Linked DNA regions of Homo sapiens: region 1 is linked to region 2. A link is a contact called in ENCODE Hi-C or POLR2A ChIA-PET data. All regions are on one chromosome and are shown on one strand. The core of a region is the stretch at or near the end of the contact, and the rest is flanking DNA. Distances in the headings are between cores, read along the strand shown. Region 1 has its middle 19 kb from the start of SCGB1D1. Region 2 has its middle 7.2 kb from the start of MIR6746.

What was found. A loop is a pair of places that touch in the nucleus more often than their neighbours do. ChIA-PET counts read pairs that join two places held with the same protein, here RNA polymerase II (POLR2A). Pooled maps may share reads with other maps.
Region 1: a pooled map shows a loop between it and region 2 (11-fold over the local background). The contact joins two enhancer-like sites. A Hi-C loop is called at or near these places in 4 of 50 pooled maps. POLR2A ChIA-PET finds 5 or more read pairs at or near these places in 3 of 52 experiments (BJ, H1 and WTC11).

Annotation. Positions count from the first base shown.
Region 1 is chr11:62,169,947-62,172,646 of GRCh38, forward strand. No RefSeq gene overlaps it. Among named protein-coding and RNA genes, the nearest start is that of SCGB1D1, 19 kb to the right of the region's middle. Within about 2 kb of position 1,450, at least 2 of the 41 ENCODE cell types and tissues checked have a DNase peak (open chromatin) inside an H3K27ac peak, as active enhancers do.
Region 2 is chr11:61,869,623-61,872,485 of GRCh38, forward strand. No RefSeq gene overlaps it. Among named protein-coding and RNA genes, the nearest start is that of MIR6746, 7.2 kb to the right of the region's middle. Within about 2 kb of position 1,614, at least 12 of the 41 ENCODE cell types and tissues checked have a DNase peak (open chromatin) inside an H3K27ac peak, as active enhancers do.

The DNA of each region.
Region 1 (2,700 bases), core at 200-2,699, 300 kb after region 2:
AATTGTCACATTCTTTTGTTTTTTCTTCATATTTTCTCCATATTTTTCTTGTTTTCCTCTTTTGCCCTCCAGTCCTGGGAGGAAAGTAAGTGTCATGGGTGAGGACTTTCCACTTCCTGGACCATTGGAGTCTCTGGGACCATCCACAGTCCCTAAGCCTGGGAAAGTGCTCTGTTCTTTAGCATATTAAAAATGGCCCTAGCCTGTCCTTAAATGACTCTAGAGGGGTCATTCAAGTGCATGTTTGTATGTGGAAAGATGATTAATATGTCACATATGGCTTAAAGGAGCCAGCAGGATCTTGAGACACAGTAAAAATATCCCCCCGCCACCCTTCAGAGGTGGGGAATTTTGATTCCTCCCTGGTAAATCTCTGTCAAATTACTAATTATTGATCTCTGATAATTACCAATTATTGATCCCTAACTCATGACTGTCTCCTTTACAGCTGGTGAGCAAGCCACTGATTCTAGACTTTCATGACTTTCTGATGACTTCCTGATGACTTCCTACTGACCAAATGATAAACCGCTCAGAATTTCCTGTCTGCACTGTGTGGGATAGTGTCCCCTGAGCCACCTTCTTTCTCAAATTGCTGTTATATTGTCTTAATCCACAAGGAAGGTCTTGTGTGAACATATGTATACATCCAGAGTGTTCTGGTAGAATTATAGCTCCCCTTGCACTAAGGGGTGCCCGGGGCACTTACATGATGTGTACTTGTTGTTAACCACCGCTCCCCAGGGGCTGGATCTTATCCCCTGTGCATAATCAGAAGCAGTTTCCCTAGTCTTGGTTCACCTGGTTGCAGTTCTCACCCTCTTCCTAGGAGTCCACTCTGCTGAGTTCCCATCAGGTCTTCTTCTGCACTGACTCTATGCCAGGTAGCTGGAGGTTAGACTGTTCCTTCAGCCTAGGTACTTTCTTTCTTCACCTCTTCATCATGTCCTCCAAAAAGCCTCCTATGTATAGGTTGGTTTACGTGGCCATTTTTTTTTTCTTTCTTTCTTTCTTTTGTTTTGTTTTGTTTTTTTTGTTTGTTTGTTTTTTGAGACGGGGTCTGGCTCTATCACCCAGGCTGGAGTGCAGTGGTGCGATCTCGTCTCACTGCAACCTCTGCCTCCCAGGCTCAAGCGATTCTCCTGCCTCAGCCTCCAGAGTAGCTGGGATTATAGGCGCGCGCCATCAGGCCTGGCTAATTTTTGTATTTTTAGTAGAGACAGGGTTTCACCATGTTGGTCAGGCTGGTCTCGAACTCCTGACCTCGGTGATCCACCCGCCTCGGCCTCCCAAAGTGCTGGGATGACAGGCGTGAGCCACAGCGCCCGGCCCGTTTTATTCTTTTAATTACCAAAGGCTGGCCTGTAGTAGGAGATGTCTGATGAGTTTTTCTTAAATTGAACGCCAACAATAAGGTTTGAGCCTCAAGGTGGCGCCATTTCATGTAGAGTCTGGAATCTCTGAACACTTGAAATAGACCATCCGTCACTAGCAGGAGCCCTTGCGTTCCGTTCCTGGATGCCGTTCTCAAAGTGAACACAATGAAATACAAGTTTCACTCGTGTTTGCATAAGGTCAAAACAACTGACAGGGTCGTTTCTTCTTGAGAGGACTGTGCGTTATCCTAGCAGGTGTATATACTATTTATCTCGTCAGATTTCTTACCAAGGAGACAGAAGCTGAGAAGAAATGAGATTAGGGGTTGTCTATCAAGGACAGAGGGAAAGAAGGGGGTAGCTGCGACTGTGTTTGTGGTGTGTGGGATGAAAAGGAAGATTTGAAGGATAAAACTAGAAGGGAAGTGAAGATGACTCCAAAGTGCCTTATTTGGAGCGGGATGAGACTGACTGGATGGTTCATGTTAAAGGGATCGTCTCAGCACAGCTGAGGGTTTTTCACACATACTATTATTTAATTCTACTGACTTTCACGTAAAGAAAGTGTAGTCTTTATTTACTGAGACTTAAAAAGATTAAATGGCTTTTCCAAGCTCACACAGTCCATATAACCCAGAGATGGGAAAATATATCTGGACCCCAAATCCTTAATTTTACTTGTCTGCCTGCCCGCCTCTTCCCTGTTGAACCTGGGGAGGCATCAGGGCATCCTGTTAGTGGTGTCCCACAGATAGACAAATTTTACCCTGGATTACGAAAAGCTGGATTAGCTTTCTTACTTAAACAATACTGGGGCCGGGCGTGGTGGCTCATGTCTGTAATCCCAGCACTTTGGGAGGCTGAGGCAGGCAGATCATGAGGTCAGGAGATCGAGACCATCCTGGCCAGCATGGTGAAACCCCGTCTCTTCTAAAATACAAAAAGTAAATTAGCTGGGCACGATGGCGCCTGCCTGTAGTCCCAGCTACTCGGGAGACTGAGGCAGGGGAATCGGTTGAACCTGGGAGGCGGAGATTGCAGTGAGCCAAAATCACGCCACTGCACTGCAGCCTGGCAACAGAGCAAGACTCTGTCTGAAAACAAAACAAAACAAGAAATAATACTGGAACTTCTTTCCCTGCTGTTGCTCCAATTCCCTTCCCTGGATTATTTTCCTCTTTGTCACTACCACACATCTAGAAAGATTAGCATTTCTATTACAGAAGCAAATGTCAAAAGGAGATTTAGAGGGAGTTACAGTTGCTTAAAAAAAAAAAAACCCCTGCCCTTTGCCATCACAAGCCCATGATCGTCACAGTTATCT
Region 2 (2,863 bases), core at 364-2,863:
TGTCCCTGTACTCAGCTGACCCCCTTGCCAACACACCCAGAATTGTGAGTTTCTAATCCCTATCCCCTGCCAAAGTCATGGTGCCCCAATATTCAAGGCCCTGAGCAATCAAACCCCAACACCACCATCATGGGCGAAGAGGCTGAGCCCAGAGAGAGGACAGGACTGCGCAGGCCACACAGCAGCAGGACCCTGCTCCTAACCCGCAGGCTCCTGGCCACCTCTCCTGCACAGAAAGGGCTGGTTCCCAGACCCTGCCCCCATCACGTCAAATGTCAGACAGCTCCCAGGAGGCCCAGCGGCTGGCTGGAGGAGTGGGGGCAGTGGAGGGCAGTTAGTCTCTGAGGAGGAGATAAGGGCAGTGTAGCTACGCAGATAAAAGGGTATCAGCTTTGTGGGTAGCGGGGACATCTGCAGCGCCCCAAGTCTAAGCTGTGTGTGTGTGGGGCGGGGGAGGGTGCTGTGGCACCACAGGCGGATCCTCGGGGTGTCTGGCTGGACACTCCGAAGCCCTCGTGCCTACTCGGAGGGGAGAGGAAGCCTTTACCAAGCTGGACCAGGGCAGAGCTGGCAGCCACTGGGGCTGGGCTTGGGCTGCCATCAGGAGTGGCTGGCCATTGCTTATGTGACACAGTGCCTTGGGCCCATCGGGACTCCTCAGCGAGCCAGGCTGCACCCTCCCCCGAGAGGTGTGCCCCTCTGGCCAAAGAAGCTGCCTCTCAAAGAGTCCCTGTTCCAACATCTGAGAGGGAAATGGGGCGCCGTGGGGATGGCTTGCCCCAGGCTGAAACGCCACTGCCCTCGGGACTGGTTTTCCTTTTCTCAGCAGACTGGCTTCATGTGGCCAGTGCATACACGGAACAAGCAGCCCCCCAGCGTGCTGAGATTTCAGGATCACGTCCCCATCGTCCTCCACCATCACAAACACTTTGCTTTGGATTTTAAAGGCGTTCAGGTCTTTCTTCTAAATCGTCCCATTCAAGAGCAAGTGTCCAAGAGAAAGAGTGACAGCAGCCAAGAGCTTGGAATAGGCCAAGCTCCCAGTAGTTGTGGTGGCTCATTGCCTGAGGACATAGTGTGGTGGGGGGAGGAACCTTGAGAAACCCATGGCCTGTCCCGTCACAAAAGAGTTTGTTGACGCCCTGCTCCCCTCCAGCTACTCCCAACACACCAGGCAGGGGCTGGCTCTTGGGCATCATCATTTCCAACATCTGCCTGGGCTGGGAGACCCGTAGCAAATGTTGATGATCAAAGGAACAAACCAACACTGCGGTTATGGTTTCCCTCGGGAGCTGTTTTTCCTCCGGGCCCACGCCTCTTGTACAGACAATAAAAAAGGAACACGGTTTCTCAGAGGTTCAGAGGTTCCACCAAAGCCTCTTTCCTTTTACAAACCTGGCCCCTGTGCCCTAAGCCTTTGTTCTGAGACTAGGAGACCTACAGATGGAGAAGGGGGAGCTCAGCTCAGGACTGAGGGTGACCTGTTCCCAGGGGATCTAGCATGGGGGACAGTGGGACAAGAGCAAAGATTCCCCTGCCAGTGATGGGTCCCAGGTGGTCTGGAGAAATCTAGGAGTGGCTGCTGAAGGCGGGGCCTCCCAGGGGTCCGCAAAGCAAGTTACCAGGGACAGTAGGGAGCACGGCCCGCCCCACACTGGCGCAGATGCTCCGGGCGCCCCTGGGTGGCGCTGCAGGCTCAGCTGTCGTGGATCCTCGGTGTTAGCATCTCCCTGGCGAGCGCCTCGGAGCCAGCGCACAGCGATCTCTACCAGGGTGTGGACGGAGGGAATGCCATTCGGAGCCTGCGCTGGCTCAGGGCGCCCGCGTGGCACTAGGAGCCAACAGGATTTAAACAGGCGGTGACAGGAAGGGGGAGTCCCTGCAGAGGGACCAGCCTGTGCAGAGACCCTGAATGCAAGGCACGCCCTGGCCATGAGAAGCGTGTGTCTGAGGCAGGAAGTACCTTTCAAGGAGCATCCAATCTTACCCTCGGCTGAAAACTGAGGCTCAGGGAAGGCAAAAAAGAACTTGCCCTAGGTGACAGAGCAAATGGTCATCCTGGGGAATTGGGTTGTGTGCACAAAATTTGTGAATAAACTGAGCCTGCTGCTGTGCCCTTTGCTAAGAGCCTTTCTTCCATCACCCTAGGTACTGCTGCTCGGGGTCAAGGAACTCCCCCAAGGTCACACAGCCTGCGTCCTGGCAGAAACAGGACTTGCCCCCACCCCACCCCACCCCCAAGTCTGTCTGACTTGAGTGGATCCGGTGGGGCTGGGTGGCACCCGGAGGAGGGCAGGCATCTCACTCACAACCAAGCTGAAGGGGCTGCCACCCTCTGCTTCCCTGGCCCTACCAGGAGGCCTCTGCTGGCACTGCCCTGGGCCGGGAGGCCATAGGGAGCTTTGGGCTGTCTGCTCCTGGGTCTGGGAGATTATGTGAGCCGAACAGGACCTCCCCCAGTGCTCTCCTGCCCCAGAAGTCAGGGTGAGGGAAGCAGGACCCAAACACCCTGTCTGTCATCCTCTCAGAAAACACACCCCAGGGTCTCCCGGGCCAGGCTCTGGGCTGCCACCAGCCTCCAGCAGCAAATGATGTCAGTATTCCAGGTGCCGTCACAGAGACCCTAGTCACAGGCTGGGCAGGGAAGGGGAGGAGCCCTGCGGGTCAGAGAGAACTTTCTAGAAGGGGAGCCCCTGGGAAGAGCCGCAAGAGTCCATGGGAATGTGCAGACGGCCCCTCCTCACAGAGAGGAAGCAGGTGTGAGACTACGGTGATCAGCTTTAGCACTGAGGAGCTTTCTGGCTGTCTCGGAAGAGAAGTTCATGGGCAGCAACACTCAGCGCCACCTTGTATGTGTGTGGAG